Linked DNA regions of Homo sapiens: all the other regions are linked to region 2. Evidence: read pairs that join two places in POLR2A ChIA-PET (ENCODE). Cell type or tissue: CD4-positive, alpha-beta T cell. All regions are shown on one strand. Each heading gives the region's core, and the rest is flanking DNA. Links, peaks and the distances in the headings are about the cores only.

The links. Peaks named below come from ENCODE experiments on the same cell type or tissue, not always from the same donor. Only the 100,000 strongest peaks of a DNase experiment are listed, where the experiment ranks them.
Region 1: POLR2A ChIA-PET joins it to region 2 with 5 read pairs; 6 of 35 experiments call an interaction of 5 or more read pairs at or near these places.
Region 3: POLR2A ChIA-PET joins it to region 2 with 7 read pairs; 2 of 35 experiments call an interaction of 5 or more read pairs at or near these places.

What each region holds. Positions count from the first base shown.
Region 1 is chr6:20,418,996-20,427,156 of GRCh38, forward strand. All of the region lies in intron 1 of E2F3 (E2F transcription factor 3), which reads left to right. It also overlaps the pseudogene RN7SL128P. Among named protein-coding and RNA genes, the nearest start is that of E2F3-IT1, 15 kb to the right of the region's middle. In CD4-positive, alpha-beta T cell, for the core only: no CTCF peak of the experiment used is centred there; no DNase peak of the experiment used is centred there.
Region 2 is chr6:20,316,540-20,324,700 of GRCh38, forward strand. LOC101928573 (a long non-coding RNA gene) reads left to right here. Exons shown (of 4, transcript XR_007059489.1): 3 at 4,663-5,036. Among named protein-coding and RNA genes, the nearest start is that of E2F3, 81 kb to the right of the region's middle. RefSeq lists enhancers at 3,195-3,274, 4,015-4,064. In CD4-positive, alpha-beta T cell, for the core only: no CTCF peak of the experiment used is centred there; DNase peaks (open chromatin) are centred at 3,152 and 3,662; H3K4me3 peaks cover 1,123 bases; H3K27ac peaks cover 1,378 bases.
Region 3 is chr6:20,488,609-20,496,769 of GRCh38, forward strand. It overlaps E2F3 (E2F transcription factor 3), which reads left to right. Exons shown (of 7, transcript NM_001949.5): 7 at 1,560-5,106. The coding sequence ends at 1,822. Among named protein-coding and RNA genes, the nearest start is that of CDKAL1, 42 kb to the right of the region's middle. In CD4-positive, alpha-beta T cell, for the core only: no CTCF peak of the experiment used is centred there; no DNase peak of the experiment used is centred there.

The DNA.
Region 1 (8,161 bases), core at 2,052-6,051, 100 kb after region 2:
CCTTTCCTTTTTATAATCATTTGCAAATCTATATTTTATTTATATAAAAGTAAAAATGATTCAAAAATACAAAAGTGCACATCGTGGCTTGCCCTTTTGCTTAGTATTTCCAGAGACGTAATTCCCTATCTGTATATATTGTTGCTCATTATTCTTTGTAATAGCTGCGCTGCCACTCGTTATATAGATATGCCAGAATGTGTTTAGTTATTCCCATTTGATGGTCATTTCTGTCATTTTTCATTTTAACTATTGCTATTATGAACAGTGCTACATTGGATATCTATGTACATAAGTTTTTGTGCTTGTGTGTATTTCTGTAGGCTGCATTTCTAAGCGTTGAATTTTTATATCACAGGGCATGTATATTAAAATGCTGATAGATTAGATAGGTCCAAATTACCCTCCAAAAAGGCTGAACAAATTTATATTCCCACCACAAGTGTAGAGAGTTGCCTGTTTTCTCATACTTTTTCCAACACTAGGTAACATTAGTCTTTTTGCAGTTGCTGCTCATGCTAGATAGTACCTCCTTTTATTTATTTATTTATTTATTTATTTACTTACTTACTTACTTACTTATTTTGAGATGGAGTCTTGCTCTGTTGCCCAGGCTGGAGTGCAGTGGCATGATCTGGGCTCACTGCAACCTCCATTTCCCAGGTGTTCAAGCAATTCTCCTGCCTCAGCCTCCCCAGTAGCTGGACTACAGGCGCACGCCACCATGGCTGGCTACTTTTTTCATATTTTAGTAGAGTTGGGGTTTCACCGTGTTGCCCAGGCTGGTCTCAAACTCTTGAGCTCAGTCAATCTGCCCGCCTCAGCCTCCCAAAGTGCTGGGATTACAGGCGCAAGCTACTGTGCCCAGCCAATTTTTATTTATTTATTGAGACAGAGTCTCATTCTGTTGCCCAGGCTGGAGTGCAGTGGTGCAGTCTTGGCTCTCTGCGACCTCTGCTTCCCGGGCTCAAGTGATTCTTCCTCCTCAGCCTACTGAGTAGCTGGGACTAGTGGCGCATGCCATCACACCCGGCTACTTTTTGTATTTTTTGTAGAGATGAGGTTTTACCATGTTGCCCAGCCTGCCTCCTTATTTTACTTGTATGTTTTTTAAATTATTGCTGCTGCTACCACCACCACCGCTACTATTACTGCTACTGACTAATGTTTATTGAATGTTTTTATGTGTCAGGGATAGTTTTAAGCACGTTATATGAAATCACTAATTTAAACCTTAACATCTCTATAAAGTGGGTGTGATTATTGTCCACATTTTACAGATGATGAAAAAGACGAATTAGTAAATTTAAGTATCTGCCCTAATTTGCATTTCTGTGAGTAGCCTCTTTGAATTCTTTATCATTTTTGTGCCCAAGGCTATTTATAGTTTTCTTACTGAATTATTGGAACTTTTAATGAACTATAGATAATGGGCTTTCTCTGGTGTGTGTGTGTGTGTGTGTGTGTGTATAGTAAATACAGGCATACCTCAGAGATATTGCAGGTCTGATTCCAGAGCACAGCAATAAAGCAAATGTCACAATAAAGCAAGTCATATGGAGTCTTTGGTTTCCCAGTGCATATAAAGTTTACACTGTACTGTAGTCTATTCAGTGGGCAACAGCATTATATCAAAAACCAACGTACATATTCTTAACTTAAAAATACTATATTGCTACAAAATGCCAACAATCCCCTGAGCCTTCAGCGAGTCATCTTTTTGCTGGTGGAGGGTTTTGCCTTCACACTGAAGACTGTTGCTGTTTAGGGAAGAAGTCATTGAATGCTGGGGCAGCTGTGGCAATTTCTTCACATAAGAAAAAATCAAGTTTTCCACATTGATTGACTCTTCCTTTCATAAAAGATTTCTCTGTAGTATGTGATACTATTTGATAGCATTTTTCCCACACTAGACCTTCTTTCAAAATCAGAGTAATCCTTCCCAAACTGTCCTGCTGCTTTATCAACTAAATTTATGCAATATCCCAAATCCTTTGTTGTCATTTCAACATTGTTCACAGTCATCTTCCATCTCAAGAAATCGCTTTATTTGCTTATCCGTAAGAAGCAACTCCTCATCTATTCAAGTTTGAACATGAGATTGTAGCAGTTCAATCACCTATTAACGCTCCATTTTCATTCTAGTTCTCTTGCTACTTCCACCACATCGGCAGTTTCTCCACTAAGTCTTGAACCCCTGTCATCCATAAGGGTTGGGATCAACTTCTTCCGAACTTCTGTTAATATTGATATTTTGGCTTCCTCCCATTAACCATGAGTGTTGATATTGGCATCTAGAATGGAGACTCCTTTCCAGAAAGTTTGTAATTTACTTTATCCAGATCCTTTGGAGGAATCACTATTTATGGCAGCTATAACCTTACAAAATGTACTTCTTAAATAATAAGACTAGAAATTCAAAATTACTCCTTGATTTATGGGCTGCAGAATGGATGTTGTGTTACCAGCCATGAAAACATTAATCTCCTTGTACATCTCCATCAGAGTTTTTGTGTGACCAGGTCTATTGTCAATGAGTGGTAATATTGTGAAAGGAATCTTTTTTTCTGAGCAGTAGTTATCAACAATGGGCTTAAAATAGTCAGTAAACCATGCTGTAAACAGATGTGCTGTCATTCAAGCTTTATTACTTCACTGATAGATCACAGAGTAGATTTAACATAGTTCTTTTTTCTGACCTGGGCTGGTTCACCCCTCCTTAGGCAACCTGGTGGTCCCCCACTCCCAGGAGGTCGCCATATTGATGCCGAACTTAGTGCGGACACCCGATCGGCATAGCGCACTACAGCCCAGAACTCCTGGGCTCAAGCTATCCTCCCACCTCAGCCTCCTGAGTAGCTGGGACTACAGGCATGTGCCACCGCGCTCGGCGATCTAGCATAGTTCTTAAGGGCCCTAGGGTTTTTGAAATGGTAAACGATCATTGGCTTCAACTTAATGTCACCAATTGCATTAGCCCCTAACCAAAGAGTCAGCCTGTCTTTTGATGCTTTGAAGCCAGATATTGACTTCTCCTCTCTAGCTATGCAAGTACTAAGTGGTATCATCTTCCAATAGAAAGCTGTTTCATCTACATTGAAGATCTGTTGTTTAGGGTAGCCACTTTCATGAGTGATCTTAGCTAGATCTTCTGAATAACTTGCTGCTGTTTCTATGTCAGCACTTGCTGCTTCGCGTTGCACTTTTATGATATGGAGAAGGCTTCTTTCCTTAAAGGTCGTGAACCAACTTCTGCTACCTTCCAACCTCTGCAGCTTCCTCACCTGTCAGCCGTCAAAAGAGCTGATGAGATTTAGGGCCTTGCTCTGGATTAGGCTTTGGCTTAAGGGAATGTTGTGGCTGGTTTGATCTTCTATCCAGACCACTCAAACTTTCTCCATATCAGTAATAAGGCTGTTTTGTTCTCGTGTCATTTGTGTGTTCATGGAGTACCATGTTTAATGTCCTTCAAGACCTTTCCCTTCACATTCACAACCTGGCTAACTATTTGGCACAAGTGGCCTAGTTTTTTGCCTATTTCAGGTTTTGACGTACATTTCCTCACCAAGCTTAATAATTTCTAGCTTTTGATTTAGAGGGAGGGATGTGTGATTCTTCCTTTCACCTGAACACTTAAGAGACCATTGTGGGATTACTAATTAGCCTAATTTCAGTATTCTTGTTTCTTAAGGAATAGGGAGGCCCGAGAAGAGGGTAAGAGACAGGGTACAGCTGGAAGGTGGAGCATTCAGAACACGCACAATGGCTATCAATTAAGTTTGCCATTATATATTGTTACTAAACATTATTTAGTGACATTAGTAATTGCAATAGTGACATCAAAGATCACTGATCACGGATCACCACAACAGACATAATAGTAATGAAAAAGTTTGAAATATTACGAGAATTACCAAAATTTGACAGAGATATGTAGTAAGCACTGTTGGAAAAATGGTGCTGATAGACTAGCTTGATGCAGGGTTGTCACAAACCTTCAGTTTGTAAAACACTGCAGTATCCGTGGAGCACAATGAAATGTGGTATCCCTGTATTGTTTTGCCCAAGCCTATTATGTTTCTTTTGATTTTTCTATGATGTATTTCTTTCTACATATGTTTATTTAGTTTTTATAATGTCATGTGTCACTTAACGATGGGGATATAGTCTGAGAAATGTGTCATTAGGAAATTTCATCATTTTGCAGACATCATAGAGAGTACTTACACAAACCTCATGGTATAGCCTACTATACCCCAAGGTTCTATGGTCTAGCCTCTTGCTCCTAGGCTACAAACCTGTACTGTATGTTACTGGGCTGAATACTGTAGGCAACTTAAACACAGTGGTATGTATCCAAACATAGCAACAGTATAGTAAAAATACAGTCTTATAATCTTATGGGACCACTGGAATATATACAGTCTGCTGTCGACTGAAAGCATCATTGTTTGGCAGATGACTACATGTGACATTACAGTGCTTTTTTTTTGAGACCAAGTCTTGCTCTTGTCGCCCAGGTTGGAGTGCAATGGCACGATCTCGGCTCACTGCAACCTCTGCCTCCTGGGTTCAACCGATTCTCCTGCCTCAGCCTCCCAAGTAACTGGGATTACAGGCGCCCACCACCACACCCAGCTAATTTTTGTATTTTTAGTAGAGACAGGGTTTTGCCATGTTGGCCAGGCTGGTCTCGAACTCCTCACGTCGTGATCTGCCTGCCTCGGCCTCCCAAAGTGCTGGGATTACAGGTGTGAGCCACCACACCCGGCCATTACAGTGCTTTTTTTGAGACAGAGTTTCGCTCTTGTTGCCCAGGCTGGAGTGCAATGGCCTGATCTTGGCTCACTGCAACCTCTGCCTCCCGAGTTCAACCGATTCTCCTGCCTCAGCCTCCCGAGTAGCTGGGATTACAGGTACCTGCCACCATGCCCGGCTAATTTTTTGTATTGTTAGTAGAGATGGGGTTTCACCATGTTGGTCAGGCTGGTCTCGAACTCCTGACCTCAGGTGATCCACCCACCTCGGCCTCCCAAAGTGCTGGGATTACAGGTGTGAGCCACTGCACACAGCCGAAATTACAGCTTTTACAGTTTGAGTTTGGTGGCTTGCTTTGGGAAGGCCTTTCCTAATCTGCAAACCATAACAATATTCTATATATTTTTTCTCCTGGCTTCATAATTTTATTATTTTGATCTTTAACCTCAGTGGAAGGGTGTGTGTGTGTGTGTGTGTGTGTGTGTGTGTGTGTGTGTTTTAAAGGTGTGACTTTATTTTTCCTAAACGAATAGCCAGTTAAACTAGTGCCATTTATTGGATGGTTCCGCTTTCCCCACGCATGCACTTGAAATGCCCTTTTCTCAGAGAGACACAGAGAGAGTGTGTGTATGTGTGTGTGTGTGTGTGTGTGTGTGTACATGCATACATGCATGTATGTGCTGTGTGCATGTGTGTCTGTGTTGTTCTGTCTCTGAACTTTCTACTCTGCTCCATTGATACCTTTATCCCTTTGTAAAGAAGCAGCACACTGTTTTGAATACAGTAGCTTTGTGATATGATTTGCTATAGATAAGGAAAATCTGCTTCCTGTTACATACTTTTTTTTTTCATTAAAATTACAGTTTTTATGTTCATGCTTACTTGCATTTTTACAAATTGAGCTTCTTCTCCCCCATCCACTGTGAGTTTAGGGTTATAAGAAAAAAAACTCTCTGCACTTATTAGATAGTCTACTGCACTGGGAATAGCAGTAAGCTGTTTACATTTTTTCTTTCATCTGATACAACAAACCTTGAGAGTTGGTGCCAATATCCTCATCTGTAGATGAGGAAAGTGAGGCTCAGTGATGAAGCAGTTTGTCCAAGGCTGCATTTCTGGACATTGGCAGAACCAGGGTTCCAGACCAAGTCCAGGAAATTTCGAAACCTCTCTTAACCATTATGCAACCCAGACACGTGGGGTTTTCTCACATGACGAGGGCAGGCCATTGTCTAGGGCGGGTTATCAGGTGTTTCTCCATGTCCTGCAGGGCGGTCAGTGGCTTTTACAGAGTAGAGTGTTTATTGCATGAAGGGAAGACCTAGCAAGATCTCTCTAAAGGATTTATCCATTGGGGCAGCAAGAGTTGAAAAATTTGGCTTTGCCAAGGGTATTTGTTCAGATTTAGGATACAAGTCAAGTTGGGACCACAGGCTAAAGTTTAAGTGAGTGGGGAGAGAAATTATTTACCCAGTGCTTTTTTTTAATGCCAGACACTGTAACCCTTCCTCGGCTCTTTTCTAGAGTTGGGTCTGTGGTTTGGAATACAAAGGTGAGGAATACACAGCCCTGGACATTCAGAATGGGGCAGTAGGCTGGGAGGAGCTGTGCGCACAACCCCAGGAACCTTCTACTTTTTTTTTTTTTTTTTTTGAGACAAAGTCTCGCTCTGTCACCCAGGCTGGAGTGCAGTGGCACGATCTTGGCTCACTGCAAACTCTGCCTCCTGGGTTCAACCGATTCTTCTGCCTCAGCCGCCTGAGTAGCCAGGACTACAGGCGTACGCCACAATGCCTGGCTAATTTTTGTATTTTTAGTAGAGACGGGGTTTCACCATGTCGGCCAGGCTGGTCTTGAACTCCTGACCCTAGGTGATCTGCCCGCCCGCCCCGCCTCGGCCTCCCAAAGTGCTGGGATTACAGGCGTGAGCCACTGCGCCCGGCCCCTTCTACCTTTTAGAAGAAAATGCAACAACGTGTCTTAGCTCTCTAGTGGAGGAACAGAGGTCTCAGGTGGATCCAGAAATGCTTTGCTATAGAGTGGCATTTAAACTGGGACATTCATGTGTCTAAATTACCTAACAGTTTGAGCCCTCCCTTCCCCCGAGGTGGTTGCTTCTTCATTTGAATTCTCTCAGGTGCCTTCTGTTGGTTCTTAGAGGTGAACATCAGAAAAGTAATTTTCTTTGGAGAAGTTTGAAGCAGCCTCCCAAACAGAAGTCCTGTTGAGCTCCCACTGGGAGTTTTGGAAAAGTAATCTCATTTATTAGGAATAGTGTATTGATTTTGTGTGTAAAATGGACTAAGAGGCCTGTGACAATGAGTCCATTTGAAATTGCAAATTTAAATATCTAATACAATAGTTGTGCGGAAATACTACACCAGAATATAAATGATTAGCTGCTTAGTGAATTTCTCATGTGCATGTAATTAATTGGCAGTGGTGGTGGGGATCAAGTTTGTTTTCATATCCTGAGTCCTTTAATTTACCTTTTCTTCAACAATTACTGGTGTAAGTATAGGGGAATTAAATCTTAGTGTCTTTTATAAAAATATATAGTTTTGCTTTGTCATTCATTTATTGTTTTTTGGTCTACATTATCCAATTTTGTATTACACAATAGAAGGCACCTAATCAAAGATTTCTTGTTTTTACTGCATGATTGCACTCTTAATTTTGTGAAAGCATAGGTTTACTTCCAGACTGAGAGGTAAATGAATAATTATTTTGTGATTTATTTAGCACTTGCCGCCCCAATCTTGTTTTTCACGTCTGCAGTTATGGCTGAAATATCTTATTCCATTCCCAGCCTCTCTGTTGGTGGTATCTGCCTGATCTCCACCTAGTGTCATTGTGGGATCGTGGCCACACATGGGCCTTCCAGGGCTGTGCTGTTGGTGACCAGTGGTGCTTGTAACCCTGAAGTGTTGGCATGGCCTCAGCTGACTGGGCTTTCCCTCATGCCCAGGGCTTAAACTTGAACTCTGCCTGCTCTGTTAGCAGTTTTTCTCTACATTTCTTTTAAAATAGACTTTCACTTCTTCCTTCCCATCCCCCCCAATACAACTGCCCTGGCATCCTGGCTTTTTCCATTCTTGACAAATGATCTGTCCACTGTAACTGTAGCTCCACTGTGCTGATATCTGTTGAAATTAGACCTAGAATCTAAATGTGGCTCCATGAAACTATGGGTGAGACATTTTTTTTCTTCAAATAGTCTATGGTTTATTGGCACCCCAAACCACCTATCCATACCTTCTCCACTGTGATGCTGGGGGAAGAAAATGGGGTAATATATGTGTAAAAGTGACTGAGAATGAAAAGTTCTGCATAAGGTACAATGTTAGCTGGGGTTTTTGCATATATAATAAGAAGACAAATGTTCACTACCACTCCTGCCTGC
Region 2 (8,161 bases), core at 1,704-5,703:
ACTATGCTCGACTACACTTTTCTTTAAAGGCTAAAATGGTAAATATATTAGGTTTTGCAGGCCACATGGTCTCTGTCACAACTACTCAACTCTGCCCTTGTTGCACAAAAGCAGTCATAGAGAATATTTAAATGAATAGGTGTGGCTGTGTTCCAAAAAAATTTTACTCACAAAAACAGGTGGTGGGTCAGATTTTGTCCATGAGCCATAATTTGCCAATTCCTGCTCTGGTAGATGATCGATAAATGATAGCTCTAGGAAGAAACAATCTTATTAATTAAGATAATTGATAACAGATGAGATATAAAGTAAAAAACATTGAAGATTCTAATCTTTCTTTAGACATATGTAAGATTTTCCACAATTACTCCATGTTAGATTTTCATATGGATTTTATGAATAATAGTGCAGGTCACTTCCTTCTGACAAAATCTTTTTTTTTAAGTTGTAATTTCTGGCAAAAAAAAAAAAAACAACAAAAAACAAAGACAAAAAGACACGTTTTCAAGACAATACACAAATCTACATGTTTTTATTACATGTATTAAGTAAAAAGAATTACAAAACTGAAAAAAAAAGCAAAATCCCAAAACACAAATTATGCACAATAGTAGAACTGGCAGTACTCCCTCAAAGACTCCAAAACAACGAGAAATCATCTGACATCAACTAGGTTATGAGAGAGAAAAGAAGAAAGTGTGACAACAAAATTAGAACATGCACCAATACAGAAAGACTTCAATAAACTTGTAAACATTGGGAAGAAATAACAAAAGAAATTAATGGATTTGTAAAAGATAGAATTAAAGGCAAATGCTTCATGGTGCACTTAGAAAACAGAAGCTGCAGGTAAATAACACAGCAATCAGTAAAAATAGAAAATTAAATGGCATACTGAAAATAAAGAACAAGAAGATCCAACTTAAGGATAATAAACTAAATAGATGAGGCTGTAATGTAAATCACCGTGTACAGTCACTGCTAGTTGCTAATTTTATATCCACTCTTAAGAGCATGAGAGAACCACGATGAAGAAAGTCATGTGCTAAGAAAGGCAGAGAAGAAAAGCTGAAGAAATCTGGGTGATTGACAGAAACCATGATTAATGACATCACGGAGCTACTAGACCAGCCCGGGCCTGCCTGTCTCCATGCTTCTTGGAACGTGAGAAAAATAAACTGTATTTGATTATGTTCCTTTATTCAGGTTCTCTTACATGCAGGTGAATATAATCCCTAACTGATGTTCATACTACATATTATCAAATCTAGAATGCTGTAGATTTTAAGATGCCCCTTTTTTTAAATTATACTTTAAGTTTTAGGGTACACGTGCAAAACGTGCAGGTTAGTAATATATGTATACATGTGCCATCTTGGTGTGCTGCACCCATTAACTCGTCTTTTAACTTTAGGTATATCTCCTAATGCTATCCCTCCCCGCTCCCCCCACCCCACAACAAGCCCCGGTGTGTGATGTTCCCCTTCCTGTGTCCATGTGTTCTCATTGTTCAATTCCCACCTTTGTGCACAACTTACTACTAAGGAAACAAATCTTACCAATTATGCTATAACACAATGCCAAGATAGTCATATTAGATATGAGACTTGAACACACCTAGCTTTCTTACTTTGACATTTCTTTTGCTTATTCTGAAGGATTTTTCAGTTTCTCTGGACATCCATTTCATTGTAGGAGGATGATAAGCAATCCTTTCAGACATATTTCAGTGACTAAACCAAATCTACTTGTGGATATCTTTTCTTCAGTTCCACTTGGCTTTTGCTTTTCAAAACCACCTCATATTTTGTGCTTTGCACAAAAGCACCTGACCAAGAGGGACAAATGGGAGCTGAAATCCAGCTTGCACTCGAATATTCTGGCATGTGGCTGCCACCAAAAACAGAGACAGAAACATACTTGCGACGCATCTGCCTGCGGAGAGGACTTCTTCTGGTTTGCACAATGGGTCGGTGTGTGGTACCTGTAACCCTGGCACTGAGGTATGGTGCAAAAAAGGAAAAACACGTTTCCTCACTTCATAGCTTTTCTAGGGAAGAGAGATTGCAAAGAATGAAGTGTGATGATGGCTGTGAAGAAGGTCCCAGGCTCTGGGACACAGGACAAGCACGACTAACATAGGGGGTCAGGAAAGGCCGACACCTGCTGAGCGGGAGTTAGCTGGGTGAAGGGACAGTTGAGATACAACAGCGTGCTGTCAGCCCTCACAGCCCTCACTCGGTCTCGGTGCCTCCTCGGCCTCAGCGCCCACTCTGGCCGCGCTTGAGAAGCCCTTCAGCCCACCGCTGCACCGTGGGAGCCCCTTTCTGGGCTGGCCAAGGCCGGAGCCGGCTCCCTCAGCTTGCGGGGAGATGTGGAGGAAGAGGCGCGGGCAGGAACCGGGGCTGTAAGGGGCGCTTGCGGGCCAGCGCGAGTTCCGGGTGGGCGTAGGCTCGGCCGGCCCCGCACTCGGAGCGGCTGGCATACCTGCAAGCCCCGGGCAGTGAGGGGCTTAGCACCTGGGCCAGCAGCTGCTGTGCTCCATTTCTCGCCGGGCCTTAGCTGCCTCCCCGCGGGGCAGGGCTTGGGACGTGCAGCCCGCCATGTCTGAGCCTCCCCTACCCTCTCCTGACGGGCTCCTGCGCGGCCTGAGGCTCCCCTACGAGCGCCGCTCCCTGCTCCATGGGGCGCCCAGTACCATCGACCGCCCAAGAGCTGAGAAGTGCGGGCGCACAGCGTGAAACTGGCAAGCAGCTCCACCTGTGGCCCCAATGCCAGATCCACTGGGTGAAGCCTGCTGGGTTCCTGAGTCTGGTTGGGACTTGGAGACTCTTTATGTCTAGCTAAGGGATTGTAAATACACCAATCAGCACTCTGTATCTAGCTCAAGGTTTGTAAACACACCAATCAGCACTCTGTGTCTAGCTCAGGGTTTGTAAATACACCAATTGACACTCTGTATCTAGCTAATGTAGTGGGGAGGTGGAGAACTTTTGCCTCTAGCTCAGGGATTGTCAATGCACCAATCAGCACCCTGTGAAAATGGACCAATCAACTGTCTGTAAAACAGACCAATCAGCTCTCTGTAAAATGAACTAATCAGCAGGATGTGGGTGGGGCCAGATAAGAGAATAAAAGCAGACTGCCTGAACCAGGAGTGCCAAATTGCTCCACTATACTTTCATATTGTGGTGGTTATGTTTTTTGGGTTTAGGCTGCTTTTATGAGCTGAAAAATTGTGAAAGTACGTAGCTTTACTCCGGAAGCCAGTATAAGCTATGAACCCACGAGGAGGAAAAAACAATTTTAATGTATATTGCTTTAAGTGCGGTAAGTCACCACGAAGTATATGCAGTCTTTACTTCCGACCCGGCATAGACCATGAGCTCTCGAGAAAAACTGACCGCATCAGAAGGAACAAACTCCAGACACACTCTCCTTAACTGTAACATTCGTGTGACAACAACAACTTCCTTGTTGAAGTCAGACCAATTCTGGACACAGTGGTAGTGAGAGAGAACGGTATGGCAGTACCCTTCACTTGCTCTCAGTTCCTCTTTGTCCTCTGCTCATTCTGGTTGTGCTTGACAAGCCTTTCGGCTCAGCGCTATACCGTGGGAGCTCTTTAGCTGACTGAGGCCGGAAGCAGCCGCGTTGGGTTGCAGGGAGGTGCGGCAGGAGAGGCACGGGCGGGAACCTGTACTGCACGCAGGTGGGCGTGGTGAGCCTTGCACTGAGAGCAGCAAGGGGCTTAGCACCTGGGCCAGCAGCTATGGAAGGTGTGCTGGATTCCCCCAGCAGTGCTGGCCCACGAGTTCTGTGTTCAATTTCTTGCTGGGCCTTAACTGCCTCCTGGCAGGCTATTTGTATGGCTCAGGACCAGCAGCCCGTCATGCCTGAGTCTCCCCATCTTTTTGTGGCCTCCTGTGCCGCTTGAGTTTCCCAGATGAGCGCTGCCCCCTCTTTCAGGGCACCTGGTCCCATCCGCTGCCCAAGGGCTGAGGAGTGGGGGGGTGCGTGGTGTGGGACTCATAGGTAGCTCCACCTACAGCCCCAGTGTGTGATTCCACTGGGTGAAGCCAGTTGGGCTCCTGAGTCTAGTGGGGACTTAGAGAATCTTTGTCTAGCTAAGGGATTGTAAATACGCCAATCAGCACACTGCGTCTAGCTCAGGGTTTGTGGATGCACCAGTCGGCACTATCTGGCTCAAGGTTTGTAAATGCACCTATCAGCCCTCTTGTCTGCAAAGTTTGTAAATGCACCAATCAGCGTTCTGTCTACAAGGTTTGTAAATGCACCAGTCAGCACTCTGGCTACAAGGTTTGTAAATGCATCAATCAGCACTCTGTCTAGCTCAGGGTTTGTAAATACACCAACTGACACTCTGTGTCTAGCTAATCTAGTGGGGAGGTGGAGAACTTTTGTGTCTAGCTCAGGAATTGTAAATGCACCAATCAGCACCCTGTCAAAACGGACCAATCAGCTGTCTGTAAAACAGACCAATCGGCTCTCGGTAAAATGGACCAATCAGCAGGATGTGGGTGGGGCCAGATAATAAAAGCAGGCTGCCGGAGCCGGCAGTGGCAAGCCGCTCGTGTCCCTTTCCACCCTGAAAATTTTGTTTTTTTGTTCTTTGCAATAAGTCATGCTGCTGCTCCCTAGGTTCACCCTGCCTTTGTGAGCTGTAACACTCACCGTGAAAGTCTGCAGCTTGACTCTTGAGCCAGTAAGACCAGGAGCCCACCAGAAGGAGGAAACTCCGAACACATCTGAATATCAGAAGGAACAGAACACATCTGAATATCAGAAGGAACAAACTCCGGACACGCTACCTTTAAAAACTGTAATACTCACCGCGAGGGTCTGCGGTTTCATTCATGAAGTCAGTGAGACAAAGAACTCACCAATTCCGGACACAGTGGGAGCAAAGGCATGGCAGGAGGAGAGAACTGCGTGTGTGAGGAATAAAAACAACATGTTGCAATTGAGGAAGGCGTGAATTTATGGGGAGAATACAGAGATGAAGACTTAAAACGGTAAGAGAGGACGGGTGCACTGGCTCACGCCTATAATCCCTGCACTTGGGGAGGCTGAGGGTGGGGGTATCACTTAAGGTCAGGAGTTCAAGACCAGCCTGGCCAACATGGTGAAACTCCATCTCTACTAAAAATACCAAAATTAGTCCGGGCGCAGTCGCCTGCGCCTATAGTCTCAGCTACTTGGGAGGCTGAGGCAGGAGAATCGCTTGAACCAGGAGGTGGTAGGTGCAGTAAGCTGAGATCATGTCACTGCACTCAAGCCTTGGTGACAGAACGAGATTCCACTTCAATAAAATGAGAAAACAATATATTGGCCAAAAAAATTAATGGATTTGAGAAACATTTAGAAGGTGCAAGTGACAAAATAATTAGATTGGCTTGTGGGGAGAGAAGGGTATAGGGAAGAATGCAGGTAAGAAAACAAAACAGCCCAGGAGAAGATAAGGGGAGAATAGATGGTCGTGCCATTTATTTAACTAGGGAAGAAGAGCAGGTGTAGTCTAGAGACCAGATTATTGCATTTTGAACATGTTGAGTCTCCTGCAATATCCAGCTGGAGACGACAGGTCCTTCCATCTCTCCTCCCTCACCTCCAGCCATGCTCCTCTTGTATATTTCCTCTTCCATGTTCTCCCTCCTGAGTCCAAGACCTCCCAACCTCAGGTCTTAAATTCCCATCAAAGAAAGCAAACAAAAATTTTTTAAAACAAAATAAATGAAAATGATTGATTATACTCCCCAGAGAAGGCATTCACAGCAAGACATGTAACAAACTATTTCATATCAGAATCAAGCATCTGCAGTTGGATTATGGCCTCTGCTCTGGAGCTTCTCCCAAACGATGAGTGGGTAATTAATCCTGTATCTGCTGAGGAAAAATGGTCTCCAGTGGGATCTGTCTCAGGAGACATCAAGAAAGTAACGCCTCTCGAGTAGCTGAGGTGGGCGGATCATGAGGTGAAGAGTTCGAGACCATCCTGGCCAACATAGTGAACCCTGTTTCTACTAAAAATACAAAAATTGGCTGGGCGGGGTGACACGCGCGTGTAATCTCAGCTACTCGGGAGGCTGAGGCAGGAAAATCACTTGAATCCGGGAAGCAGACGTTGCAGTGAGCCGAGACCGTGCCACTGCAGCCACTGCACTCCAGCTTGGCAATAGAATGAGGTTCCGTCTCAAAAAATTAAACTGACGCTTCCCCAACTTATATAATTGCAGAATTCATTCAAGTTAACTATTAATATGCTGTTATGGATTGAATTGGGACCCCCTCAAAATTTATGTATTGAAATCCTAACCCCAGTACCTCAAAATAAGACCTTACTTGGAAACAGGATCTTTACAGAGGTAATCAAGTCAAATGAGGTCATGAAGGTGGGCTGTATTCCAAAATGAATGGTATCCTTATAAAGAGGGACACAAAAACTGGCACAGAAGGAAGACATGTTAAGAAAATGGGCATCCACAAGCCCAGGAGAGATGCCTGGAACAGATCCTGCCTTCTCAGTCCTCAGAGGGAACCAACCCTGTTTGGACTTCTAGCACAACTGTGAGACAATCCATTTCTTTAAGCCATCCGGTCTGTGGCACTTGGTCACAGCAGACCCAGAAAAGGAATGTCCAGGAACACACTTAGGGAAAACACTGAGGAAGGGACAGCATAGCCTGCCTGATGGACCATAAAAAAGTAAGAGTTACTATCATTATTTGATTTTAAGGTGGAATAAATAAAATCATATAATCATAAAAGGTATAATAAACAAGGGCCTGAGAATACCAGAACATCACAAAAGGAAAAAATAGGCAGAAAGAGAACGATAATTTGAAATGTCAGTGTTTCATATAACAAATCAGGAGTATTCAGATTTGATGAAGAAAGTGCGGAGTTGATAAGTGTAATAAATTAGATAGAATTAACAGTCATGCATTTGATAGAATACATGATAGAATCATATCAGAAGCTAATATACTTTTTGCCATGAATGTGTCATCAAAAATATCAAATAAAGCACAAAAATTTCTTCATATAAAGAAAAAGACAGATTCTCCATACTACTTTCCCAAAGTAAAAAGGCATACAATTTGAGATTAAAAAAATTCAAAATTCCTTAAAATTTTTAACTAATCTCCTAAATAATAACCTACATTAGAGAAGAAATCTACAAATAACCCCAATATATTCTAAAAAATATATAGTCATATAATGCACACACATTGATCAATTATAAAGTGCGTATGGCTAATGCATAATTGTGTAAGCAATATACAAGGAAATGCATCAAAATAATCATGTTGTCTTTGCGTTGTGGAAGTGAGCCGTAATTTTTCTTACTGTGTGAATTTTCTAAACTATCTCCTTTTTTGTTTTTTGGGTTTTTTGTTTGTTTGTTTGTTTGTTTGTTTTTTGAGACAGAGTCTTGCTCTGTTACCCAGGCTGGAGTGCAGTGGCGTGATCTTGGCTCACTGCAACCTCTGTCTCCTGGGTTCAGGCAATTCTCCTGCCTCAGCCTCCCAAGTAGCTGGGATTACAGGCACGTGCCACCAAGCCTGGCTAATTTTTTGTATTTTTGTAGAGATGGAGTTTTGCCATGTTGGCCAGGCTGGGCTCAAATTCCTGACCTCAGGTGATCTGCCCCCTTGGCCTCCCAAAGTGCTGGGATTGCAGGCGTGAACCACTGTGCCCGGCCTATCTCCTTTTTAAAAAAGAAGAGAGGCATCGAAAGAGTAGGAAAAGGAGAACTAATAAAGCAAGCATAAATAAAGTAGGAAAAAAACTGTAGAATCAGTAACAGAAGATTCTTTGACAATTTTTTAAAGTGTTAATCATTGAAATAAAAGGAAAACCCAAATTATTAATATTCAGTGTAAGAAAAAGCTATAATTTAAACCAAAATTTTTTATTTCACTGAAATGGAGAGATTTTTTTTCAATTTTTATGTTAAAACCCTTTACAACTGGCCAGGCCTGCAGTGGCTCATGCCTGTAATCCCAACACTTTGGGAGGTCAAGGAGGGTGGATCACTTGAGGTCAGGAGTTCGAGACCAGCCTGGCCAACATATAGCAAAACCATACCTCTACTAAAAATACAAAAATTACCTGTGTGTGGTGGCCTGTGCCTGTA
Region 3 (8,161 bases), core at 2,052-6,051, 170 kb after region 2:
AAAAGGTTTGAGGAGAAAAGCCTTTGTTGGAGAATTTTTGTCTTATTTTCCCCCCCAATGAGATGGGGAGAGGATATGGGAGGAGAACGCTAGGAAAGTAAGTCTTGCCGGGTGCGGTGGCTCACACCTGTAATCCCAGCACTTTGGGAGGCCGAGGCAGGCAGATCACGAGGTCAGGAGATCGAGACTGTCCTGGCCAACACAGTGAAACCCTGTCTCTACTAAAAATACAAAAATTAGCTGTGCGTGGTGGCACGTGCCTGTAATCCCTGCTACTCGGGAGGCTGAGGCAGGAGAATCACTTGAACCAGGGAGTCGGAGGTTGCAGTGAGCCGAGATCCGCCACTGCACTCCAGCCTGGTGACAGAGTGAGACTCCATCTCAAAAAAAGAAAAGAAAAGAAAAGAAATCTAACTTCTCCTTCCCGCTCTGCAAAGAGCAAAGGAAGCTCTTTGCAGTATATATTTTTCCATTTCCTAACTTGAGGAGATATATATGCAATTGTTTCCCTTAGTGTCTCCCTATATAGCAGCAAGAATAAGGGTGATTTAAGTGAATAAGTCTGATTTAATACTGAGCAAAAGTACATCACCTGAAATGGTAAAACAAAAGGCCATCTTTCTTCACCACAGAAATCCAAAGTGGATCTGTCTTATTGTATGTATTTTTAGAGATCTTTTTAATAAGCTGGTTGTTCAAAAAAGACTGAGTTAAAATCAGTGAATTCTGCATGTAGTCCCAGCTATAGGGAGGCTGGGGTGGCAGGATCGCTTGAGCCCAGGAGTTCGAGGTTAGAGTGAGCTATGCTTGCCTGTGAATAGCCACTACACTCCAGCGTAGACAACATAGCAAGACGCCGTCTCTTAAAAAAAAAAGTTCTTTTTTCAGTTGGTGAGTTTCTACTAGGAAGCCAACTTTTCAGTATGTATATATTGTTTTGTTTTGATTTTCTTAAAACAATGACTAGATAGCAGAGAGAAGTTTTTGAACTTGTTATCCTCTCATCATTGAAGTTATTTGCATTCTTGTTTATTGACAGTAGTTATTTGAAAAATGAGTGAGTAGACTAGGGCCAAAGAAAGATGGCCAGGCATGGTGGCTCACACCTGTAATTTCAGCACTTTGGGAGGCCAAGGAAGACAGATCACTTGAGCCCAGGAGTTCGAGACCAGACTGGGCAACATGGCAAAACCCTGTCTCTACAAAAAAAGATTAACCAGGCATGGTGGCTCACACCTGGAGTCCCAGCTACTTGGGAGGCTGAGGTGGGAGGGTCCCTTGAACCCAGAAGTTCAAGACTGCAGTGAGTCATGATCACACCACTGCACTCCAGCCAAGAGAATAAGACCCTGTCTCAAAAATTAAAAGGGGGACGGGGGTGGCAAGGAACTTTTTTGTACCTGTTAGCATAAAAGGTGATCTGCATCATAAAGTCGTCTCATTGTCATTATTTGCGGAAGGTACATGCTTTTTTCTAACAGCAACATATACATTCTTCCAGAAAAATTCATTTGATTTTTCTAACTTATTTTTTGTTTCCATCAATGTTTTCTTTTCAGACTTGGCTTCAACCAACTCAGGACATAGCGATTGCTCAGTTTCTATGGGAAACCTTTCTCCTCTGGCCTCCCCAGCCAACCTCTTACAGCAGACTGAGGACCAAATTCCTTCCAACCTAGAAGGACCGTTTGTGAACTTACTGCCTCCCCTGCTGCAAGAGGACTATCTCCTGAGCCTCGGGGAGGAGGAAGGCATCAGCGATCTCTTCGATGCTTACGATTTGGAAAAGCTCCCACTGGTGGAAGACTTCATGTGTAGTTGATTATGCTTCGTGTGAACTCTCCTTAAAAACCGATATTTTTTTATCATGGAACCAGAACATCTGTCATGCAGTGTTGTCCCTTCCTACCTTCTTCCTCCAAGAGAGTATCATGAAGTAAACTACAAACTTCAGAAGAAAGCTGACATTTTAATGAATTTTTTAAAAAATTAATAAACAAATTGTCTAAACGCACAGTTGCAGGCTCCCTTGGGAAAGCCCTGCTTTGCTCCAGGCTCCAAGATCTCCTGGCTAAGTCAGCAAGTGAGAAAATGTGCAATCAGGTGTCTCTCACCCCGAATTGTCCTTCCTCCTTCCTCCCCGGATTGGCTTGCTGTGCCTGACGGATGGGCTGTAGAATGGGGTCTGGCCACCTGGCCTGCTGGGAAACAGCAATCTTCCTTAATAGCATTTCAAGCCGTGCCTTCTCCGCAGAATGCATGTCTTTGAGGTCTGCTAATATGGAATGGAACTGCAGCAAATGCAAACTTGAAGTCATGCAAAAGTATGAAATGGATTTCTTCAGCTCTTCTTAGGAATATTTAAATTACTGTCATAATTCAGTTTAAGCTATGAACTGTGTGTCCCAGTAGGAGGTCAAGAAAACCTCCACAGCCTTCTGGATGAAGAACCTGTTTTCAAATATACTTGTTGCAGATACAGAAGACTAGTAGAGTTCTGCCACTCTAAGCTGTTGTGGATTTTCCTGTCTCCATGAACCACTCCCATTCCCCCGTCCCCAATGTGTTTGTGAGTTTCCAGTTGATTTGTAGCAAATGCCTACTTAGTTCTTTGTGGATTGTTCTAGACTTTTAATTTTTTTAGCTGCCATTTAAGCATTCCTGTGGCACCCATCACCATTTCAATTTAATTGTTTACTTTGAAGCGGTTTTTGCAAATTCATATTACTTAAGCAGAGGGAGAGAACCTCTACTGATCAGAGCATCTAAACCTGTGTGATCTAAGGTTTATCAGCCTCTGCAAGGAGCTTTGTCCCATCGTGCTTCCATTCCCAGGAGGGGGAGCTTGGAGCGAGTCAGTCCTGGGGCTTGCTGACATGGGTGGCCCATTGGAAAGGAGAACCAGGTCAGATGATGTAACAGCCCCAAGGAGCAGCAGGCATGGGTCCCTCCATCCTTGGGCTTCCCGGGCCCCTGTGACAGGGGAAAGGGCTCTCTTACACCGCACTCAGGGAGACCACTTCTCAGGATGGGGTCAGATGGAGAGACCTCTAGGGAGAAAGACATCCCCATTGTGTGAGTGGCATTTCCTTAAGCTGGCAGGAACAGGGAGCAGCCCTGTGTCGGGGGCTGGAATAGTTCTGGCCAGACCCCGTTCCCCTTCCTCTATGAAGGAATAAGTTGGACCAAGGGAAGTCGGGGACGTAAAAAATGAAGCAAAACAATGCCAGGGTGTCTCCCGCTTTACTCTTCAGGAATGGTGTCCCAAGTTGGAGGCTTTGTGTCAGCTGCAAATCCTACCAGTTATGTCCAAGAATGGCTTTCCCTCGGGCAGGTGGCAGCGGCCATCTCCCACTGGGAATATGGCGTAGTATCTCCGGTCCATTCCTTGGATGCTAAGGACTGCGGGAATGAGGGAGTCAGATAAAGAACAAACCTCGAAACGAACAGTTAAATTGAAATGCTATGTGCCTGACCCAATGGTAGGCACATAGTAGGCACTCAACTCATATGTTTAATTGAATTGAAAATATCCCTTAGGAAAAAAAAAAAACACACAAAAAACCACAAGAGCCCCAGCCAGTTTACTCCAGGTAGATTTCCACAATATGCAAAGTGGTGGTGGGGTCAAGACAGATGACACCAGCACTTTAAACTCTTTGTGTGGGTATGCGTGGGTGTATGTTTGGGAAGAAAAACAAAGGTGCAGACTATCTTCCTTTTTTTCTTCTTCAGCCTCCATCCCTGGCCTCCTCCCCTCACACACACTGGACTTGGTACAAAATGTCGGTGTGGTCCTAGATGAAGCATTGGGGTGGGGGAGGGAGAGGGAGCTTTGTGTTAAGTGCCTACTGGAAATGCACTGTGGGGTTTTTTCCTGTATGGGAAACCATTTATGCCAAGCTTTTCCCCATTTCCCATATTTATCTCATCTGGTTAGCTGCCTCTGCTTCCAGCTTTGTGTAATTCTCTTTGCCAGCTGCACAAAGCTGATTTTTTCCAAAGTCTAAAGACTGAGCTCACCTGGCTAGATTGTTGTGTGTTTTGTTGAATTTTTTCATAATGTAATGCCGTATTTATTGTTTTTAAAATGAAAGGAATACTAATAAGTCTTAAAAGTTCCTTCATGCATAAGATTTTTTTCCAGTTACTGGGTTTAACTGGTGTACATTAATTAGATGTCCATACTGTATTTTGTTTGCATTAAGTAATTTTCTTTTTGACTTAGTATCCGGCACACAAAGTGGGTTAGTACTACAGTATTTGCGTTACTTTAAGTACTAAGTATGCAGGTTTCCTGGTACCATTGAGTTGCTGCTATTAAAGCTCACACACGAAATGGCTAAAAGTTACAAGTGTGCAAATTATGACTGCGTGAGCCTTAGAAAATAAAATGTATAAAGGGCAACACATGAGCTGTCAAACAGTGTTAGGAGTGTGTTTATATGTACAGAGTTGTGCATAGCAATCGTTTTATTTAAGTTGATATGTAGTCTACTCACATTTTCATTATTTAGCAATTTTGTACAAAAATAGCAATTAATTTGTAAACACTGCCAGAATACTTTCTAGCTGCTTTGTAATTTTTTAAGAGTGTTATTTTGTTTTTGTTTTTCTGTTCTTTGTTGTGGCTCTTGTTTTCATTTTTGTTGTACGTGTAGATCTGTAAATAAAATTGCAGTATTTAAAGCTTAAGCTTTCAGGAAAAAGAAAATAAGAATTCAGTGTGTGCATGACAACTCGTGTGTATGAGAAGGAGGGATATGAAGGAAGATGGCTTGCAGAGTAAGTCGGGTGGCAATTGTCAGGGTGTGGGAATTTCTTTTCCTACGGGGTACGTGATTTTGTAAAAAGGAAGTATTTCTCCCAAAATTGGGAGTAGGCAAACTACTAATCAGTTTAGCTTTGTGTTGTATGCTAGTTTAAAAAAGAAAATATGTAATATAATGTAAAAAAAAACAAAAAAAAGCTTTTATGATGGATTTTGTAAATAGATTTGTTACAGGGTGACCTGTTCTCTAGCTGTGATCTTACCACTTCAAATGGGTGTAATTTGAATAAATTTTGTATGGTAAAGGATCAATAAAATGATTTTTTTTAAGAGTTCAGGCTTGTGGATGGGTTTTCTTTAATATTATCTTGTGCTCCTCTATTAATTGAATTTTTTTCATTTTCTTTTTCTTTTTTTTTTTTTTGTTTTGTTTTTTGAGGCAGAGTCAATCACTCTCACCCAGGCTGGAGTGCAGTGGCACAATCTTGGTTCACTGCAACCTCCACCTCCCGGGATCAAGTGATTCACCTGCCTCAGCCTCCTGAGTAGCTGGGACTACAGACACCCGCCACCACGACTGGCTAATTTTTGTATTTTGAGTAGAGACGGAGTTTCACCATGTTGGCCAGGCTGGTCTCGAACTCCTGACCTCAAGTGATCCGCCTGCCTCGGCCTCCCAAAGTGCTGGGATTACAGGCATGAGCCACCGCGCCCAGCCTATTAATTGAATTTTTTAAAACATTCTTAAACAAGTTAAGGAGAAAGGCTAAACAAAAGCTTAAAACATCGTTTGCCTTAGACGGTATTTGGGACTCAGAACACTCAGCAAATATTTGGTGACCACTTCCGGTGTGCTCTGCACCCTGTGAAGTAGAACTTACCTTGTCCCTTTGACCATGTGCAGAAACCACTCGGACACTGAGTAATTGTTACACTGAGAAAGTGACAAATTTGACTCCTCGTAAGGGTTATAAAGCCAATACATTTTAATTCTGAAATCTGGTAATTACCTCCCATGTTCTAGATTGTGTATTTCTAGTAATGCCATCTAGGAGCAGATTTGAATTTTTTGACTGCCATGTCACACTGTTAACTCTGAACTTATCATTGAAAAACCTCAAAGTGCTATATATTGTACACACACAAAATCAATATAAAAGGGTATGAAGTTTAAAAAAAAAGGGCAGGGGGGGACGTTACCTGCCCCTCTATGCTATTCATGCCAGAGATAACCACTGTTCGCATTTTTCTTGTATTATCCTTCCAGTCATTTTCTAGGCACATATCTGTGCATGAACATGTGTATTTTATTTTATTTTGTTTGTATTTATTTATTTGTATGAGACAGAGCCTTGCTCTGTCGCCCAGGCTGCAGTGCAGTGGTGCAATCTCAGCTCACTGCAACCTCCGCCTCCTGGGTTCAAGTGATTCTCTTGCCTCAGCCTCCCGAGTAGCTGGGATTACAGGCATGCACCACCACGCCCAGCTAATTTTGTATTTTTAGTAGAGACGGAGTTTCACCATGTTGGCCAGGCTGGTCTCGAACTCTGGACCTCAGGTGATCCACCCGCCTTGGCCTCCCAAAGTGGTGGGATTATAGGGGTGAGCCACCAAGCCCGACCTATTTTGTTTTGTTTTTTGTTTTTTGTTTTTGTTTTTGTTTAGAGACAGGATCTCACTCTGTTGCCCAGGCTTGAGTACAGTGGCACCATCATGGCTCACTGCAGCCTCAGACTCCTGGGCTCTGGTGGTCCTTCCCGCCTCAGTCTCCTGAGTAGGTGGGAATAGTAGGCGTGCACCACCAAGCCTGGCTATTTTTTTTTTTATTATTTTTGTGGAGATGGGGTCTTGTAATGTTGCCCAGGCTGGCCTCAAACTCCTGTCCTTAAGCAATCCTCCCCCATCAGCCCCCAAAAGTACTGGGATTACAGTAAGCATGTGTGTTTTAACATGACTTAACATAAGTCATACCATATATGCTGATCTGAAGCTTTTTATTGCTATGTCACATTTTTCCATGTGAGTACTTGTAGATCGTGTTCATGCTCTTCAAAGGCTGCATACCATTCCAGTGATTTAAAAAAAAAATTTTTTTTTTTTTTTGAGATGAGTCTCACTCTGCTGCCCAGGCTGGAGTGGAGTGGAGTGATCTTGGCTCACTGCAGCCTCTGCCTCCCAGGTTCAGGCAATTCTCATGCCTCAGCCTCCCAAGTAGCTGGGATTACAGGTGCCTGCCACCATGCCCAGCTAATTTTTGTATTTTTAGTAGAGACGGGGTTTCACTATCTTGGCCAAGTTGGTCTTGAGCTCCTGACCTCAAGTGATTCACCCTCCTCGGCCTCCGAAAGTGCTGGGATTACAGGGGTGAGCCATCACGCCTGGCCTAAAAATGTATTTAATAATATACTTAGGTGATTTCCTGTTTGAGAGATAGTTTTGCTCATTTTGCTATTAAAAAAATGTAAAGTTTTTAGAATGCTTGTATGTCAGGTACTATATATTTGATGTGGTATAATTCTCGTAACAAAATTTATCATTAGTAACATTTGATAACATTCACAGTGCTGTATAACCATCACTTCTGTCTAGTTCCAGAAGACATTTTCATCACTCCAAAAGGAAACCTGTGTCCATAAATTAGTTACTCCCTATCCCCGACACCTTGCAGTCCCTGTTTTCTGCTTTTTTGCCCCTATGGATTCACCTGTTCTCTATGTTTCCTATAAATTGAATCATGCAACATGTGGCTTTTTGTGTTTAACTTCTTTTTTTTTTTTTTTTTTTTTGAGATGGAGTCTCTGTCGCCCAGATGGGAGTGCAGTGGCGTGATCTCGGCTCACTGCAACCTCCTCCTCCCAGGTTCAAGTGATTCTCCTGCCTCAGCCTCCTGAGTAGCTGGGACCACAGGCACCCGCCATTGCATCTGGCTAATTTTGTATTTTTAGTAGAGACGGGGTTTTGCCATGTTGGCTGGGCTGGTCTCGAACTGCTGACCTCAGGTAATGTAGACAAGATGAATTTGCATTAACCTCATAAAAGTTGATATAGGCTGGGTGTGGTGGCTCGCATCTTTAATCCCAGCATATGGGAGGCCGAGGCAGGTGGATCACCTGAGGTCAGGAGACCAGCCTGGCAAACATGGCGAAACCCCGTCTCTACTAAAAATAAAAAAATAAAAATAAAATTAGCCGGGTGTGGTGGCAGGCGCCTATAATGCCAGCCACTTGGGAGACTGAGGCAGGATGATTGCTTGAACCCAGGAGGCGGAGGTTGCAATGAGCCAAGATCGCGCCATTTCACTCCAGCCTGGGCAACAGAGCAAGACTCTGTCTCAAAAACCAAAAAAAGAAAGGCCAGGCACAGTGGCTCACGCCTGTAATCCTAGCACTT